Linked DNA regions of Homo sapiens: region 2 is linked to region 1. Evidence: read pairs that join two places in POLR2A ChIA-PET (ENCODE). Cell type or tissue: OCI-LY7. All regions are shown on one strand. Links, peaks and the distances in the headings refer to the core of each region. The heading gives the core; the rest is flanking DNA.

The links. ChIA-PET counts read pairs that join two places held together with the same protein. Peaks named below come from ENCODE experiments on the same cell type or tissue, not always from the same donor. Only the 100,000 strongest peaks of a DNase experiment are listed, where the experiment ranks them.
Region 2: POLR2A ChIA-PET joins it to region 1 with 23 read pairs; 9 of 35 experiments call an interaction of 5 or more read pairs at or near these places.

What each region holds. Positions count from the first base shown.
Region 1 is chr5:146,169,377-146,179,443 of GRCh38, forward strand. LARS1 (leucyl-tRNA synthetase 1) reads right to left here. Exons shown (of 32, transcript NM_020117.11): 2 at 8,171-8,289; 3 at 3,311-3,398; 4 at 2,534-2,614. Among named protein-coding and RNA genes, the nearest start is that of LARS1, 8.2 kb to the right of the region's middle. RefSeq lists enhancers at 244-413, 1,644-1,813, 6,261-6,430, cis regulatory regions at 1,729, 6,346 and silencers at 7,136-7,336, 8,156-8,356. In OCI-LY7, for the core only: no CTCF peak of the experiment used is centred there; DNase peaks (open chromatin) are centred at 3,875 and 4,425; H3K4me3 peaks cover 1,117 bases; H3K27ac peaks cover 3,220 bases.
Region 2 is chr5:146,256,533-146,266,599 of GRCh38, forward strand. It overlaps RBM27-POU4F3 (RBM27-POU4F3 readthrough), which reads left to right. Exons shown (of 20, transcript NM_001414499.1): 10 at 1,917-2,061; 11 at 4,213-4,366; 12 at 4,978-5,274; 13 at 6,959-7,099. It overlaps RBM27 (RNA binding motif protein 27), which reads left to right. Exons shown (of 21, transcript NM_018989.2): 11 at 1,917-2,061; 12 at 4,213-4,366; 13 at 4,978-5,274; 14 at 6,959-7,099. Among named protein-coding and RNA genes, the nearest start is that of RBM27-POU4F3, 58 kb to the left of the region's middle. RefSeq lists an enhancer at 491-660. In OCI-LY7, for the core only: no CTCF peak of the experiment used is centred there; no DNase peak of the experiment used is centred there.

The DNA.
Region 1 (10,067 bases), core at 742-8,741:
AGAAGTAAAAATTTTTTAAATGGAAAAGGCTCTTCTATTCAGAAGAATTTCAACCACTAATAGAATAATAAAAACAGGCAAGGATGATTAAAGGATGATAAAACCAGGGTTATTGAGTAACAGGACATTCAGAGGCTCTCAAAGTGTTATCCTATAGATTACTTTTTAATTTCTTTCTTTTTTTTTTTTGAGATGGAATTTTACTCTTGTTGCCCAGGCTGGAGTGCAATGGCGCAGTTTCGGCTCACTGCAACCTCTACTTCCCGGGTTCAAGCGATTCTCCTGACATAGCCTCCGAAGTAGCTGGAATTACAGGCACCTGCCACCACGCCCGGCTAATTTTTGTATTTTTAGTAGAGATGGGGTTTCACCACGTTGGCCAGGCTGGTTTTGAACTCCTGACCTCATGTGATCCTCCTGCCTCGGCCTCCCAAAGTGCTGGGATTACAGGCGTGAGCCACCGTGTCTGGCCTTACTTTTTAATTTTATAGGAGGAAAAGTCACCTTTAGAATGAGGAAACCTGGCAGGATTAACTTAATTTCACTAAATGGGACAAATTACCATTTTATATGCTTTTGAGGTGATACAATGGTAAGTTAATACCTCAACAATGAAGTATTCTTGTCAAAATATTTAGCCCAACCCTAATCATGAAAAAACAATCAGAAAACTCATATCATAGGACATTCTACAAAATAACTAGCTTAGACTTCAAAAACATCAATATCACGACAAACAACTAAAAGACAGTGAAAAGAATGGATAATTACATGCAATGTGTGCTCCACAAAATAAAAAGTGAAAAACAGCAGGGCATAGTGGGTCAAGCCTGTAATCTCAGCACTGTGGGAAGCCAAGGCAGGCGGATCACCTAAGGTCAGGAGTTCGAGACCAGCCTGCCCAACATGGTGAAACCCTGTTTACACTAAAAATACAAAAAACATTAGCCAGGCATGGTAGCAGGCACCTGTAATCCCAGATATTCAGGAGGCTGAGGCAAGAGAATCACTTGAACTTGGGAGGCAGATGTTGCAGCAAGCCAAGATCTCACCACTGCACTCCAGACTGAGTGACAGAGCAAGATTCCGTCTCAAAAAAAAAAAAGGGGGGAAAAACAGATGGAAAGGACATTTTGAGTCTACAGAAATTTGACTACAGATTAGATGAAGACGATAATATAACATCAATGTTGAATTTCTTGGAGGGGATAACAGGACTCTGATAATGTAGAAGAATGCCCTTGTTCTTAGAATACATGCTGAAGTATTTAGCAATGACACGTCATGATATCTGCAACTTTCTTTCAAAAAGTTCACAGAAAAAGAGAGAGAGAAGGGCTAGGCGTGGTGGCTCATGCCTGTAATCCCAGCACTTTGGGAGGCCGAGGTGGGCAGATTACCTGAGGTCAGGAGTTTGAAACCAGCCTGGCCAACATGGTGAAACCCCATCTGTACTAAAAGTACAACACTGCACTCCAGCCTGGGTGACAGAGCAAGACTCCAACTCAGAAAAAAAAAAAAGAAGAAAAAGAAAGAGAAAAGCACGCATGCATGCATGTGTGCTAAGAGACAGAACTAAAACAAATATGGCAAACGTTAAGACTTTGTAACTACAGGTGAAGGGTGGAGGGTGTTCATTGTACTACCATTCCACTTTTTCTGTAGGATTGACATTCTTTAAAATAAAAGGTTGCAGAAGGCCGGGCATGGTGGCTCACGCTTGTAATCCCAGCACTTTGGAAGGCCGAGGTGGGTGGATCAACTGAGGTCAGGAGTTCCAGAACAGCCTAGCCAACACGGGGAAACCTCGTCTCTACTAAAAATACAAAAATTAGCCAGGTGTGGTGGCGGGTGCCTGTAATCCCAGCTACTCGGGAGGTTGAGGCAGGAGAATCGCTTGAACCCAGGAGAAGGAGGTTGCAGTTAGCCAAGATCACACCATTGCACTGCAGCCTGGACGACAAAAGCAAAACTCCGTCTCAAAAAAAAAATAAAATAAAGTAAAATAAAATAAAATGTTGGAGAATAAAAAGAAATAGGATTTAAATTTCCTAATCCTATTATATAAAGGAATCCTTTCAACTCTAGTTTTCTTTCCTATTCTTCATTGAGAATTATTTCTAATACAAACTTATGACAAATGAAGATATTTGCAAAAATGATCAAAATACAATACAACTGTTTATTATTTTATGCCGGCATCTTACATATGTCATAAGTGCACAATGGCTGTACATTTTTCTTTTTAGTAAAACAGAATCAGTTATTACCTAACTGTAATACAGACATAAATACACAAGGTAACCAAAAGACATTAAAATCACTTAGTAATCACTTAGACCATAATGGATGCCCTTTATTTAAGCACTTCTTCACATGTTGTTTATTTTTAAATTAATTTTCACTATAATAAATTCAACTCATTTCATACTTTAATGCAGCAATACTTAAAAATCCTTTTAAGCTCTTGAATTGGGTATTACTATTTGCTCCAACTAAAAAGAGTAGAAACCAATCCTATTAGCGATCTTACCTTAATAGGCATTCCAGTACAGTGCAGGCCAAAGGGAAACAGACAACATTTTCCTTTCAATCGCTGGTACCCTACAGCAAACTACAGAAATAAAATTAAATTTAAATTGCAAATTTAAATGCCAGACAAATACAAAATGTGAACTTTTCACACAAAAAAATTAGTTTTCTTCTTTACATCCTCCTTTGGAATGCCAGTTAGATTTTAGGCATCCCAAAACTCACCAACCTAGGAATTACTTTTGAATATGCATACATGCCCAGACCCTTGCACACATACACATATGGCACATAAAAATTAAATATAAAAATTAAATTACTTAAATGGGCCAGGCACGGTGGCTCATGCCTATAATCCCAGCACTTTCAGAGGCCGAGGCTGGTGGATCACAAGGTCAAGAGTTTGAGACCATCCTGGCCAATATGGTGAAATCCCGTGTCTACTAAAAATACAAAAATTAGCTGGGCGTGGTGGTGCGTGCCTGTAGTCCCAGCTACTCGGGAGGCTGAGGCAGAAGAATCACTTGAACCCAGGAGGCAGAGGTTGCAGTGAGCTGAGATCACACCACTGCACTCCAGCCTGGTGACAAAGCAAGACTCCATCTCAAAAATAAATAAATAAAAATAAAAATAAATTACTTAAATATAAAAAATTATGCTTTAAGGAATTTTAAGTTCTCTTAACAGGAAATAATAAATTCTATAGCTGCCATTTTCTTCAAAACAATATTCGTTAAAAACCTTCCTCCCCATTATAGCAAACATAGGGAAACATTACCTCACATTTGGATAAAGAAAACGTGTGTCCCAAATGAAGGCGTCCATTCATATATGGATATGGGAAGGTTACAAAATACTTGCCCTTGCTGCAAAACAACAGTATAAAAAAGAAAGTACAGAAGAATAAATGTTAAGTTCCTTTTACAATAAGGAAGTGGGGTGAAGGAAATGCTTGATATAAATAACTTAAGGTTATTTAAAAAATATTTAAAAGTAAATTTATAAATCTACAAATTTAAAACTCTCTAAAATTGAAAATTACTTTAGATTTACAAGAAATAAGACATTGATAGGTTGCTATTAAGAATTAAATAGCCTTGTAACAAATACTAGAGGTTTAATTTGAGCTAAAATACTTGAGTAAAGATAATATACTAGGTCAGGCGTGGTGGCTCACACCTGTAATCCCAACACTTTGGGAGGCCAAGGCTGGTGGACTGCTTGAGGCCAGGAGTTCGAGACCAGCCTGGGCAACATGGTGAAACCCTGTCTCTACTAAAAACTAGCCGGGCGTGATGGCGTGCGCTGATAATCCCAGCTACTCTAGTGGTTAAGCATGAGAATCAAGAATCGCCTGATCATTGAACCTGAGAGGCAGAGGTTGCAATGAGCTGAGATCATGCCACTGCACTCCAGCCTGGGCGAAAATGAGACTCCATCTCAAAAAAAAAAAAATTCTTTAATACCCTTATGAACCTAGGCTAATTTAATATTTTACTGAATAAATGAGATTTGTTTTCACTAGATACTAGATATATATATAAAGCAATTCAAAGTCCCTCAGGTAATATAAAACATCCTCAATATTACTTGATATGTGGTAGATTCACTTTAAACGCATCCTTTAAAGCTTTTTTTTTTTTTTTAATTTTTTAGTTGTTTTTGTAAAGACAGGGTTCTCAATATAAGAACCACCATGAGCATGAGCTCATGAGCCACCATGCTTGGTCTGTATTCTTTTTTCTTATGAAGAATATCTAACATACATACTGTGTTATGAAGCATAATAAAATGAACACTTGTAAACACACCATCTGACTTATGAATCCACTGAAACTACCTGTTTCCTCTCTACTGTCCCACAAGAGATAACCGACATTCTGAAATTTGCTTTTACCGTTCCCTTGTTTTTGAATAGTTTGCACACTTGGCAGCACCCTTAAACTATTTATCATTTAGTTTCGCTCACTTGTGAGTTTCATACAAAAAAAAGGCATACTTCATATAGACTTCTGCAATTTGCCTTCTTCACTTGACATTATATTACTTTCTTCAGTCTTACTGCATACACCTATAGTTAATTCTCTTTCACTAAACAAAGCAGCTTTTTCAGTTCACTTGTAATTATTTTAAATTACCTTAAAGTTAACCAAACCTCTAGAAGAAAATAGAAGCTTCAAATTATAGCTTCAAGTATAACACCAGAGACTATATTACAGCAATTTCTTTTTCTCTTAAAAAAAAAAAAAAAAAAAAAAGGCTGGGGCCTGGTGGCTCACACCTCTAATCCCAGCACTTTGGGAGGCGGAGGCGGGCGGATCACCTGAGGTTGGGATTTCAAGACTAGCCTAACGTGGAGAAAACCCGTCTCTAGTAAAACTACAAAATTAGCTGTGCGTGGTGGCGCATGCCTGTAATCCCAGCTACAGGGGAGGCTGAGGCAGGAGAATCGCTTGAACACGGGAGTCGGAGGTTGCGGTGAGCCGAGATCACACCATTGCACTCCAGCCTGGGCAACAACAGCAAAACTCTGTCTCAAATATATATATATATATCCATATATATATATATATATCCATATATATATATATCCATATATATATATATATATCCATATATATATATATATCCATATATGTATATATCCATATATATATATATCCATATATGTATATATCCATATATATATATATATATATCCATTAGAATATAGCTTAATAAGCAAGGAAAAAAGACTTTTGAATCAGAAAGTCCTAAAAACAAGCCCAGGCCCAGTCAATTCCCAGTGATGTAACCTTGAACTGGTTACTTAGCCTCTCTGTGCCTCAGTTTCCTCAGCTGTAAAAGAGAAATTTTAAAAGCTGTTAACCTTAAAGTATATTGAGAAGATTAAGGCCAGGCATGGTGGCTCAAACCTGTAATCCCAACACTTTGGGAGGCAAAAGTGGGAGGATTACTTGAGCCCAGGAGTTCAAGACTAGCCTGGGCAAGACAGTGAAACTTCATTTCTACAAAAGAAATTTTTTCAATGCTGGGTGCAGTGGCCCATGCCTATAATCCCGGCACTTTGGGAGGCCGGGGTGGGCAGATCACTTGAGCCCAGGAGTTGGGACCAGCCTCAGCAACATAACAAGACCCCATTTCTACTAAAAATAGAAAAATTACCTGGGTGTGGTGGCGTGCGCCTACAGTCCCACCTACTCAGGAGGCTGAGGTGAGAGGATCACCTGAGCCCAGGAGACAGAGGTTGCAGTGAGCTGAGATCACACAACTGCACTCCAGCCTGGGTGACAGAGGCTCGCTCCATCTGACACCACAGACTCTGTCTCCAAATTAAAAAAAAAAAAAAGATAATGGGCGGGCACAGTGGCTCACGCGTGTAATCCCAGCACTTTGGGAGTCGGAGGCAGGCGGATCATTTGAGTTTGAGACCAGACTGGCCAACATGGCAAAACCCCGTCTCTATTAAAAACAAAAATTAAAACTTAGCCAGGCGTGGTGGCATGCACCTGTAATCCCAGCTACTGGGGAGGCTGAGGCAGAAAAATCATTGAACCCGGGAGGCAGAGGTTGCAGTGAGCCGAGATCATGCCACTGCACCCAGCCTAGGCAACAGAGCAAGACTCCACCTCAAAAAAAAAAAAAAAAAGGCCGGGCGCAGTGGCTCACGCCTGTAATCCCAGCACTTTGGAAGGCCGAGGCAGGCAGATCACGAGGTCAGGAGATCGAGACCACAATGCAACCCCATCTCTACTAAAAATACAAAAAAATTAGCCGGGCATGGTGGCAGCCGCCTGTAGTTCCAGCTACTCAGGAGGCTGAAGCAGGAGAATGGCGTGAACCCGGCAGGCGGAGCTTGCAGTGAGCCGAGATTGCGCCACTGCACTCCAGCCTGGGTGACAGAGCAAGACTCCGTCTCAAAAAAAAAAAACAAAAACAAAAAAAATTAAAAGGTAAAATGAGGCCAGGAGTGATGGCTCATGTCTTATAATCTTAAGAGCTTTGAGAGGCCAAGGCAGAAGGATCACTTGAAGCCAGGAGTTTGAGACCAGCCTGGGCAACATAGCAAGACCCTGTCTCTAAGAAAAAACAAATTAGCCAGGCATGGTGGCGCATGCCTGTAGTCCCAGCTACTCAGAAGGCCGAGGAAGAAGGATTGCTTGAGCTCGGGAGTTTGAAGTTACAGTGAGCTATGACTGTGCCACTGCACTCCAGCTTGAATGACACAGCAAGACTTTGTCTAAAAAAAGAAAGAAAGAAAAAGGCTAGGCACGGTGGCTTATGCCTGTAATCCCGGCACTTTGGGAGGCTGAGGTGGGCGGATCACGAGGTCAGGAAATCGAGACCATCCTGGCCAACATGGTAAAACCCCGTCTCTACTAAAAATACAAAAATTAGCTGGGCGTGGTGGCACATGCCTGTAATCCCAGCTACTAAGGAGGCTGAGGCAGGAGAATCGCTTTAACCAGGGAGTTGGGGGTTGCAGTGAGCCGAGATGGCGCCACTGCACTCCAGCCTGATGACAGAGCAAGACTGTCTCAAAAAAAAAAAAAAAAAAAGAAAGAAAGAAAAAGAAGATTAAATGAGAGTATACATGTAAAAAAATTTGCTAGCACATTTGCTAGCACACAGTAAGTGTTCAATGTTAACTTACTATTATTGTTGTTACTATAACCGTATTTCTTCAATCTGAAAAAGCACATTTTCTTACATCTCAACATATATGAATCTGGGATATATCTTATAATTGATGCATACATTTATTAAGGCAATGTTTGGGGGAGTTATTTTGTTTTTGTTTTTCCCAAATATCATGTCATGATCTACGTTTGTCTTTAAATCAGTATTATTTTAGTATCAAGGCAATGCAGTATTTATGAAATAATATCTTCAACATTTATACTTCTATAAGCATTAGGTTTACTTGTAAAGAAAAAACATAAAAATTTACATTTTCTGTCTTTGGAGATAATAATCGTCTATGAGTCTAATAGAATAATTTCGTTTTATCAGTCAGCAAAGAAAAAAATCTCAAAACATCCTTCTTTGTCTAAATATTTAAAATACTGTAGTCTTTAAAACAAAACAAAACAAACTTTATTTAGAAAAAAAAATCTTTACAAACCCCATAAGAAAAAAGATCCTAATTCATATGCAGAAAGTGAAAGTCACCTCCTTCACCCTGTTTCAGGCATTATAAATACAATCTACCTTATGGGTTCCACCAAGCTGTTTCTGTACTATAAAGCCAACGGTTTTAGAAATACAATGCACAGGGCCGGGCGTGGTGGCTCACGCCTGTAATCCCAGGACTTTGGGAGGCCGAGGCGGGTGGATCACGAGGTCAGAAGATCGAGACCACCCTGGCTAACACAGTGAAACATCATCTCTACTAAAAATACAAAAAATTAGCTGGGCATGGTGGTGGGTGCCTGTAGTCCCAGCTGCTCGGGAGGCTGAGGCAGGAGAATGGCATGAACCTGGGAGGCGGAGCTTGCAGTGAGCCGAGATTGCGCCACTGCACTCCAGCCTGGGCGACAGAGCAAGACTCCGTCTCAAAAAAAAAAAAAAAAAAATATATATATATATATATATATATAGAAATACAATGTGCAGAACTTCACAAACTATTACTCACCTGGTCTGTTTCTCTAAATTAGATGCATTGACCTCAAACACTCTCTCAGTATCCCATTTCTGTTGGATTTCTTTCTCAATCTTCTTCAAAAAGTCCACTTTGGCTGTTCCTTTTCTTTCCTATTGGACACAAAGAGAATAATCCACTCTGTATTTCAGCACGCTTGCTTTAAAAAAGAATTGGGTTCACAGAACTGAGCTGCTCACTGATAAAGACTGATTTTTCCATGGTTATCTTGAAATTTAAATGAACATTAAAAATTAGGGTTATCAGCCAGGCGCGGTGGCTCATGCGTGTAATCCCAGCACTTTGGGAGGCCGAGGCGGGTGGATTGCTTGAGGTCAGGAGTTCGAGATCAGCCTGGCCAACAGGGCGAAACCCATCTCTACTAAAATACAAAAATTAGCTGGGCGTGGTGGCGGGTACCTGTAATCTCAGCAACTCAGGAGGCTGAGGCAGGAGAATCGCTTGAACCAGGGAGGCGGAGGCTGCAGTGAGCCGAGATCATGCCATTGCACTCCAGCTTGGGTGACACAGCAAGACTCCGCCAGAAAAAAAAAATTAGGATTATCATGACCTGTGTACCTCAAACCTCAAAGAAATGGTTGAACAATTACTGAAATATGTAAAAGGCTTTGATATGCTTTTTTAAAATTATATACTACAATGTAACACTGTCATCAAATGTTTCTATTTAATTAAAATACATGAATATCAAAGATACTGATAGAGAACTTCTCTCCAAAATTGTTAAAGAACTGTTCATATGAAATTTAAATAAAACAGGCTGGACACGGTGGCTCACGCCTGTAATCCCAGCACTTTGGGAGGCCGAGGTGAGAGGATCACCTGAGGTCAGGAGTTAGAGACAAGCCTGGCCAACGTGGTGAAACCCCATCTCTACTAAAAATACAAAAATTAGCTAGGCAAGGTGGCACGCATCTGTAATCCCAGCTACTTGGGAGGCTGAGGCAGGAGAATCGCTTGAACCTGGGAGGTGGAAGTTGCAGTGAGCCAAGATTGCACCATTGCACTCCAGCCTGGGCAACAAGAGCGAAACTCCATCCCCCACCAAAAAAAAAAAAATACCTGGACTCTTTTCAAGTTTCCATAAAACAGTGATTGTATAAGGTATTTTCTTTTCTAAGAAATAATAAGCCTGCACAACTGTTCATCCCTTTCCATTCCTGCTACTAACCACCTTCATTTAGACTATCAACGCCACTGCCCCCTCTCACTTCAAAACCTCTTCTTAATAAGTAACTTGGCTGGATGTAGTGCCTCATGTCTACAATCCCAACACTTTGGGAGGCTGAGGAGGGAGGATTATTTGAGGCCAGGAGTTTGAGACCAGCCTAGGCAACATAGAAAGACCTCCTCTTTAAAAGAAAAACAATTTTTTTGGCCAGGTTTGGTGGCTCATGCCTGTAATCCCAGCACTTTGAGAGGCCGAGGCAGGTGGATCACCTGAGGCTACGAGTTCAAGACCAGCCTGGCCAATATGGCGAAACCCCATTTCTACTAAAAATACAAAAATTAGCCGGATGCGTTGGCATGCGCCTATAATCTCAGCTACTCGGGAGGCAAAGACAGGAGAATTACCTGAACCCAAGAGGCGGTGGTTGCAGTGAGCCAAGATGGAGCCACTGCACTCCAGCCTAGGCAACACAGCAAGACCAATCTCAGCTCACTGAAACCTCCATCTCTGGGGTTCAAGCAATTCTCCTGCCTCAGCCTCCCGAGCAGCTGGGATTACAGGTGCGTGCCACCATACCTGGCTAATTTTTGTATTTTTAGTAGAGACGAGGTTTCACCATGTTGGCCAGGCTGGCCTCAAACTCCTGACCTCAGGTGGTCCACCCGTCTCAGCCTCCCAAAGTGCTGTGATTACAGGCAT
Region 2 (10,067 bases), core at 698-8,697, 87 kb after region 1:
TAGAGACGAGGTTTCACCATATTGGTCAGGCTGGTCTTGAACTCCTGACCTCAGGTGATCCAGATCTCACCTCGGACTCCCAAAGTGCTGGTATTACAGGCATGAGCCACTGCACCCAGCCTCATATATATTATTGTCTCTCATATTTCTATTTTTATTCTCCTTTTACAAGTAAAAACACTGAGGCTTAGAGAGGTTTAAAGAACTTGCCCAAAGTCACACAGCTGTTAAGTGGCAGAACTAGAATTCAGAGGAGAAGTCATGTTGTGTATACAACAAGATTTCTTTGTTGTCTTGGGTAAGTCACTTAACCTTTAGTGACTTCCTTCCTTTAATATGACACACTTCATTAAATTAAAAAAAATTAATTAAAAAAAAGCATTAGGCAATGTTAGCTGGTAATGATAAAAACTATTTAAGGAGAACATAATGGCATCTCAAACTCTAGAATGCTTTATGCCATCGCAGTTGCTATCTTCTTCATTAGCCTTCTGCAAACACAAGTCCCGCAAGAGCAAGGATCACGTCTATTTTATTCACTAATGTATACCCAAGGTCTGCTATAGTTGCTGAGCTGTAAAATAGCTAAACGTTAAGTGAATGAATCTTTACATCATAATTTCCCTGACAAAGATGAAATCAAATGTACCAACTCCTAACCATATACCTACCCCAGCATTCAGCTCTGAGTTATTCTTTGCTTGGTGGAGTTGCTAAAGTTAAGAGAAATACTCAAGATTTAATAGGCATAGTTTTGTGTTGCTAATTTCTGTTTTGTTCAGTACACGTCTTCCTACCCACAGGTTATTTATTGTAAGGACAGATTCTTAGAGTATTTCTGCCAATTTATAGTATTGGCTTTGGATTTTCTTCCCAACTTTAAACCTGTGGAAAATCAAAAGAAACACAGTGAACATTTGAATGCCTTCATTTAGATTCACCAGTAATATTTTACTACCTTTGGGCATGAATGCTCTCTTGTATACTCTCTCTTCTCTTTCTTCTCTCCACTCACATTTTTTTGTTGAATCTCTTGAAATTAATTGGTAGACATTGTGAAACTTTAAGTCCTTTACCTTATATCTAAGAATAAGACAGTCCTATATAAGCACAGTATTATTGCCACACATAAAACCATAATTCCATAATAATATGTAATCCTTATGATTTGGTGAACTTCTTGTTGAATCATACCAGGAGGCAAATAATGTCCATTAATGGTGCTAAGTTTGATTGCTTGTATAAGGTGATCATTGTTGGAGCTCTCCATTGTTTTTGTTTTTTTTTTTTGGTTTCTTTATGAGACCGAATTTCACTCTTGTTGCCCAGGCTGGAGTGCAATGGCACAATCTCGGCTCACCACAACCTCCGTCTCCTGGGTTCAAGCGATTCTCCTGCCTCAGCCTCCCGAGTAGCTGGGATTACAGGCATGCACCACCATGTCTGGCTAATTTTTTTGTATTTTTAGTAGAGATGGGGTTTCCCCATGTTGGTCAGGCTGGTCTCGAACTCCCGACCTCAGGTGATCCGCCCGCCTCGGCCTCCCAAAGTGCTGGAATTACAGGCGTGAGCCACCGTGCCTGGCCCAGAGCTCTCCATTGTAAATGTAATTTTTGGAGTGGTACTTTGGCACCATAAATATCTTGTTTTCCAGCAACCTTTCACCAATATTTTTTTCATCTATTGATCATCCATGCCTGAGTCAATTATTACATCGAGGTTAACTTTGAGTTTTGAAACATGGATTTCTATTTTTTATAGAAAAAGGCATTTGTAACTTTTTCTTCTGTTAGGCATTTCTAAAAGAGAAATGATAGTAGTTGAGCTATTCATAGTAGTTTTTAGCTTTTAGACTAAATATATTAATCATTGAGACTCCTGAAAAACTCAGTAATTTCAATTTTTTTTTCCAACAGCTGCTAACATTGTGATCCAGACTGAACCACCAGTTCCTGTTTCGATTAATAGCAACATAACCAGAGTAGTTCTTGAACCAGATAGTCGAAAAAGAGCTATGAGTGGTTTGGAAGGGCCACTCACAAAGAAACCTTGGCTGGGAAAGTAAGATAATTTGCTAATTAGTAGCATCTAATTGTTATTGTCGTTTGCATTGGTAAATTCATAAAAATAAGATTTGTCATTAATTAATGTTTTTCAAACTAGGTATCTTGAAGTTAGGGTTCCAGGAGACATCTTTAGAATGTTGTAAAAATTAAAAAGTTAACAATATTTATAATTTTTTTTTTTTTTTTAAAAGACGTAGTCATCCAGGCTGGAGTGCAATGGTATAATCTCAGCTCACCTCAACCTCTGCCTCCTGGGTTGAAGTGATTCTCTTGTCCCAGCCTCCTGAGTAGTTGAGATTACAGGTGCCAGCCACCATGCCCACCTGATTTTCTTGTATTTTTAGCGGAGATGGGGTTTCACCTTGTTAGTCAGGCTGGTCTCAAACTCCTGACCTCAGGTGATCCACCCACCTTGGCCTCCCAAGGTGCTGGGATTACAGGTGTGAGCTACCACATCCAGCCCAAAATAGGTATTTCTAATTCGTACCTACCTATTTCTACGCCTAACCCAATATTAGAAATTACTGAGACACTAGCAATGGATAGAAAAGAAGAAAAAAATGAAATCAACGGTGAAAAAAAAAAGCTTAGTACCTTTGCAGAAGTTGAAAATATGCCGTTAAAGATGATGTTCTAGCTGGGCACAGTGGCTCACGCCTATAATCCCAGCTCTTTGGGAGGCCAAGGCGGGTGGATCACTTGAGGTCAGGAGTTCGAGACCAGCCTGACCAAAATGGAGAAAGCCAAAATACAAAATTAGCCAGGTGTGGTGGCACGCGCCTGTAATCCCAGCAACTTGGGAGGCTGAGGCAGGAGAATCGCTGGAACCTGGGAGGCGGAGGTTGCAGTGAGTTGAGATTGCACCATTGCACTCCAGTCTGGGCAAAAAGAACAAAACTCTGTCTCAAAAAAAAAAAAAAAAAAAAAAAGGTGGTGTTCTAGCCTTCATTTAATGATGTTAGAGTCTTTGATAATTGTGGTAGATCTTTATGGTAGATCTATTTAGCATATGATTTTAAGTGTTAGTTGGGCCTTTTCTTTTTGTAATCTATTGCTGTTCACCTTTTCTATTCTCATGTAATAAGAATAATGTGGCCGGGCGCGGTGGCTCACGCCTGTAATCCCAGCACTTTGGGAGGCCAAGGCGGGTGGATCATGAGGTCAGGAGATCGAGACCATCCTGGCTAACAAGGTGAAACCCCGTGTCTACTAAAAATACAAAAAATTAGCCGGGCGCAGTGGCGGGCGCCTGTAGTCCCAGCTACTCGGGAGGCTGAGGCAGGAGAATGGCGTGAACCCGGGAAGCAGAGCTTGCAGTGAGCCGAGATTGCGCCACTGCAGTCCGCAGTCCGGCCTGGGCGACAGAGCGAGACTCCGTCTCAAAAAAAAAAAAAAAAAAAAAAAAAAAAGAATAATGTTGGCCGGGCGTAGTGGCTCACACCTGTAATGCCAGCACTTTGGGAGGCCGAGACGGGTAGATCACCGACGCCAGGAGTTCAAGACCAGCCTGGCCAACATGGTGAAACCTTGTCTGTACTAAGCATACAAAAATTAGTCGTGCGTGTTGGCATGCACCTGTAATCCCAGATACTCAGGAAGCTGAGGCAGGAGAATCACTTGAACTTGGGAGGTGGAGGTTGCAGTGGGCCGAGATTGTTCCACGGCACTCCAGCCTGGGCGAATGAGTGAGACTCCGTCTACAAAAAAAAAAAAGAAGAATGTGAAAATTGCTTAGTAATTTCCGAAGAATGTTAAGGGCTCACAAAAGGAACTTTAAACAAATTAATCAATCAGTTAATTTATTACATAGAGATGTGGTCTTACTATGTTCCCCAGACTGGTCTGGAACCCCTGGGCTCAAGCAATCCTCCTGCTTTGGCCTCTCAGAGTGCTGGCGTTACAGGCATGAGCTACTTCGCTCAGCCTGTAATCTGTTTCTGGATGCTTATGTATTTTCTGTGGTTTGAATTTTGAATATAATGTTTCATATGATTTTGAAGAAGTTTTCTGGGATTATAGGTGGAGCCACCATGCCCAGCCACAAAAGGCACTTAAAAAAATTATAAACCTAAATTCTTTGTGGTTATATCTCTTTGCTAGGCATGAAGTAGGAGAATTAACCAAGATGTATTAATCTTCCTTTTAGGCAAGGAAATAACAATCAAAATAAACCAGGGTTCTTACGAAAGAATCAGTATACAAACACCAAATTAGAAGTCAAGAAAATCCCTCAGGAATTGAACAACATTACCAAGCTCAATGAACACTTCAGCAAATTTGGAACTATTGTTAATATCCAGGTAAATGTGGCTATGTCAGTGACAGAATCCAGGCATTTTATGGGTCTTGGGAATATTTCTATCAGCTCACCTTGTTTAAATGAGTCAGTGGTTATTCTGATCATCTCTGCTAAGTGCTGTAAATGCCACCATATATCTATATACCCACTTTTATGATGGACTTGTTAAACCATGTTTGTTCTTGTGAATTCATTTGGTTCTTTTCTGCAATCTCTTCCTGAAAGAGAATGGGTAGCCTCACAGTTTTGGAGACTGAGAAGTCCAAGATCAAGGTGCTGGATGATTCATTTCCTAGGGAGTGCTGTCTTCCTCGCTTGCAGATGGTTGGCTTCTTGTGTTCTCACATGGCAGACAGAGAAAGAGAAAGAGGGGGTCAGGGCAGATCTCTTTCTCTTCTTTTAAGGCCACCGATACTATTCATTAGGATGCACCTTTGTGACCTCATTTAACCTTAATTACATCCTAAAAGCTCTATCTCTAAAACAGTAATGTTGGAGTTTAGGGCTTTAACATGTGTATTTTGGGGAAAACATTCATTACATAGCAGTGGGTCATAATTTATTTAACTATTTTCTGTTTTTGGGAATTTATATTGTTTTATTTTCTTCAAGGTTGCTTTTAAGGGTGACCCAGAAGCAGCCCTAATCCAATATCTTACCAATGAGGAGGCCAGGAAAGCCATTTCTAGCACAGAAGCAGTTCTAAACAACCGATTCATTCGAGTCTTGTGGCATAGGGAAAATAATGAGCAACCGACACTACAGTCCTCAGCACAGCTGCTCCTGCAACAACAGCAAACACTTAGTCACCTCTCACAGCAGCACCATCACCTGCCACAGCATCTACATCAGCAGCAGGTGCTAGTGGCCCAGTCTGCTCCTTCAACAGTGCACGGAGGTATCCAGAAGGTAATCTGGTTCACTGGGAATTAAAGGTCTTTTAGTTACACCCTCTAGATCAGTATTTTTCAATTCCTGGTCCTTGGGTCTTCTACAGAAGAGCTACTCTTAATTTGAACTGCAGACCAGTAGCATCTGATCTCCTGGGATCTTATAGAAATGCAGATTCTTGGGGGAAAAATTTCAGATTCTTGAGCCATACTCCATCCTACTGAATCAGAATCCCTATGGGTGGGGCCCAAGGATTTGTGTTTTAACAAGCTCTCCTGGTGATTCTTACATACCTTAAAGTTTGAGACCTGCTATTTTACATCAGAATCACTTACCTGGGTGCAAATTTCTGGGCTTCAGCTTCTCAAACCTCTGTAGAGTCAGTCTCTAGATACAGGGCCTATAAATATACATATTTAACAAGTACTCTTAAGTTATTGTTATGCACCCTAAAGTATAATAACCATCTACCACAGAGCAACTTTAACTGTAGAGCTATTTATTTTTTAGAATCAGTCTTTTTTGTGTCTACCCATTTGCCCTCCTTTTTCCCATGTAAAAAAGTTATATGTTCCTTCTAAAAATGGGAATAGAAGCTCCAAGAGAATTGGAATTTTGCCTGTTGTGTCCATTCTATCCCTAGTGCCTAAAACAATGTCTGGTACATATTGCTCAAAGCATATTTGATTGAATAGATGAAGGAAGGAAAAAACAAAACAACAAACTACCACACATCAGAGCCATTCAGAGATTGACCTAGATAATCTCATGCTTAGATTAAATACAGTCAGATTTTTAAAAAGTATTCCTTACAGTACATGGCATCAACTCCATTTATCATCCTGCTCATTTGCATCTAAATTCTCTTTCAGTTATGTTTGTATCCCACTTCATGTAAGGGTGCAAAGGTGAATGCTTCCCCTAGATGTTGGGTGAATAGTGTAGAAAAGAGTTCATACTATCACCTTCATGGTGATGATTAAACATGTTCTGTTAGTACAGCCCAAGATTGCATTATGTTTTTGAGGTGATCATTTCACAATTATTCATATTAAGCCACTGTCAGTTAAGACCCCCTAATTCTTTTCTTCTTCTTTTTTCCTTTTTTTTTTTTTTTGAGACAGTCCTGCTTTGTCGTCATTCAGGCTAGAGTGCAGTGGCTCAGTCTTGGTTCACTGCAACCTCTGCCTCCTGGTTCAGGCTACCTGCCTCAGCCTCCTGAGTAGCTGCGACTACAGGTGCATGCCACCACCCCTGCCCAATTTTTGTATTTTTAGTAGAGACGGGGTTTCACCATGTTGGCCAGGCTGGTCTTGAACTCCTGACCTCAGGTGATCCACCCACCTTGGCCTCCCAAAGTGCTGGGATTATATGTGTGAGCCACTGTGCCCAGCCAAGACCCTCTAATTCTTTCAGAGCATTGCATACTAGAGGAAACATTAAAAAATAATTAATGGTTTTTTTGTGTGTAGGTGCATGTATATTTTGTTGTGATATGTTTTAGACATCCCAAAAAGTATGAATAATCTATCATTTGTATATTCACCAGTTCCCCTTAAAAAATAAAACCTTACGGATAATTGAAGCACCTTCCCGTTCCCATTTTCTTATCTTCTTCCCTAGAGTAATCATCTTAAATTTGTACCATTTCTAGGCATGTTTTTAAACTTCTGCCACATAAGTGTTCATTTTGTATGTGCAGATGATGAGCAAACCACAGACATCAGGTGCATATGTTCTTAACAAAGTTCCTGTTAAACATCGTCTTGGACATGCAGGTGGTAACCAGAGTGATGCATCACATTTGTTGAATCAGTCTGGTGGTGCTGGAGAAGATTGCCAGGTATGCATTTTTGGGAGCTTCAGATATATTTAGAATCATTCAGTGAATTAACAGAATAAATCAGTTATCATTCAGACAGTGAAGACAGTTGTGACAGTTAACCTAAGTGTGGCAGGTATACCTCTCTAGTTTCCATGTTTCAGTCAGAAATTTGCTGGTGAAATTTTTTTCCTATTCAAAATTAAGTAGGAGGCTGGGCGTGGTGGCTCACACCTGTAATCCCAGCACTTTGGGAAGCCTGGGTGAGTGGATCACCTGAGGTCAGGAGTTTGAGACCAGCCTGGCCAAAATGGCGAAACCCCCTCTCTACTAAAAATACAAAAAAATTAGCTGGGCGTGGTGGCAGACACCTGTAATCCCAGCTACCCGGGAGGCTGAGGCACGAGAATCACTTGAACCCGAAGGAGGAGGTTGCAGTGAGCCAAGGTCGTACCATTGCACTGCAGCCTGGGTGACAGAGCAAGACCCTGTGTCAAAAAAAAAAAAACACAAAAAACAAAAACCAAGTTAAGTAGGAATTTGAGAATTTTAGATATTTATTTGTTTGTTTGTTTGTTTGTTTGTTTTTTGAGACAGAGTTTTGCTCTTGTTGCCCAGGCTGGAGTGCAATGGCACAATCTCGGCTCACCGCAACCTCCACCTCCTGGGTTCAAGCGATTCTGCTGCCTCAGCCTCCTGAGTAGCTGAGATTACAGGCATGCGCCACCATGCCCAGCTGATTTTGTATTTTTAGTGGAGATGGGGTTTCTCCATGTTGGTCAGGCTGGTCTGGAACTCCGACCTTAGGTGATCCACCCCAGAGTGCTGGACTACAGGCGTGAGCCACTGCACCCGGCTGAATTTTAGATATTTATTAATAGATAAGTGTCTTTATTAATTTCTTTAATTTCATCTTTAAGAATTTAGTGAAGGGTATTCTGTCATAGTAAAAAACCAAACTTTGAAATATGTTTTAAGTAATTTATTTTTAGTAATATATCTATACTATAACTCTTGAGCATGGTGATTATTACAAAGAGAGCTAAAAAAAAAAAAAAAAAAAAAGGGAAAGCAAAGAAAACTGCTATCCCAAAAATACTATGTAGCTTCTGTAACTGAAACAACCTGATAATGACTCATGAATAGACAGACTAGTGGAACAGAATAGAAAATCTAGAAATAGACTCAGTTGCAAATAGGAGTTTATTATATAATAACAAAGTGGAACAGGTCAGTGGGGAAGTTATAGACATGTTGATAAATAGTATTGGGATGACTGGATAGCCAGTAGGGAAAAGATGAAATAAGATCTGATCCTTTTTTTAAAAATTATATCATAAACCAGTATAAATTCCAAATGGATCTGAGATTTAGATGCTGATTGAAAGTCTAAATGATACAACCCTCATGAAAGGAAATTTGGCAGTACAGTATCTGCAAAAATTATGCATATGCATTACTAAACTAGTTATCTTCCTTCTAAGAATCTATGTCAAAGGTATACCAGCCAAAATATGGAAAGACATATGTGCAAGGCTAGTAATGATATACTCTTTATAATAACAAAAGACTGGAAACAACCCAAATACCCATCTGTAGGGGACTGGTTACTGCAAATGTAGTATATCTACACAGTAAATATACAACTATATAAAGAATGAAGAATATTTTTATATGTACCATGGAGTGATTATCAGAATATATTAAGTAAAAAAGCAAAATGGAAGAAAAAAATACATAGTTGACTACTGCTGGTGTGAAAAAGTAGAGGCACTGAACACAGAGAAGTATTTGCTTTTAACAGGAAAAAAACCAAAAAGATAATTCATATTATTTAAATCTTGTGGTTATGGCAAGTATAGAAGAAGCTAGATGACTTTTGATTACGTCTTGTTTTGTAGATTTAACTTGGAACCATGTAAATAAATTCTGAAAGTAATTATAAAGTAAAATTAAATGAAATAGAAGTAATCCCTAAAAAGTGAAAAGAAAAGTGAAACACATGAACTAGCATATCTGCATTGAGTGCTTTAAAACAGTGATTTGATGATGTATTCCTAATGTGATATACCCTGAGGACAAAAAACAATTTAAAGAAAGCTCTTTCTAATCATATTGTTGACAGTGTTGATATTCTAAAACCCATCTGTGAGCATTGTAGGGTAAATCAAATGAGGAATTACACTGATGTCCTTGACAACTCAGACTTTCAGTGTGGTTGAAAAGAGAGATAGAAGATAGATAAGACTAAGTAAATACCTGTAGTCCTGCATTTGAATAGAAACTATCCGTATTAACTCAGGTTGTATTTTATCTTAAGCGGGAAAAAAAAGGCAACAAAATATTCCCCAAACATTTCCCAATTCTATTCACTGAAAAGGTCTAGAAATAATGACCAGCCCAGTCATTGAGCATCCCTAGCACTCAAAGGGACCCAGGGATCCTTGAAGAAATAGCTGTCTCCAGACCTGAGACTGGCAGTACTGCAGATGAGCCTAGAATATGGTATCAAACCAGAAACTAAGGAGGGTGTCAAAGATTACTAGAGTCCTGTCAAAGAGAAAAACAAATCTGATCAGGCCTCTAGATCTACCCACTAATTTAAAAGAAATTTGGGGGACAGAGGGACATCTTCAAGGGTACCACAGAATCCTATGGGGGAGTACTACTGGATGAGTGACCTGGTTTCTTCAACAAACAATTTGCAATGAAAAGCAAGAGATAGAGAGGGAAACTATGAAGTAAAGGAGACTATAAAGAGATGTAACAAGTTGCACTTACATGGACTTTAATAGATCCCATTTCAAATGGGGGGAAATTGTTTAGAATATTATAAGCTGGAACTGGAGAGGTGAATATTATGGCACATGCAGGACTTTCCTGTGTAAACTAGTTTAATTTTGATGATAATTAAGTGTTGTGGTGATTGAGAGAAGTCTTACATTTGGATATAATATTTATGTGATTGAATTTTCCATGGATTTCTTCA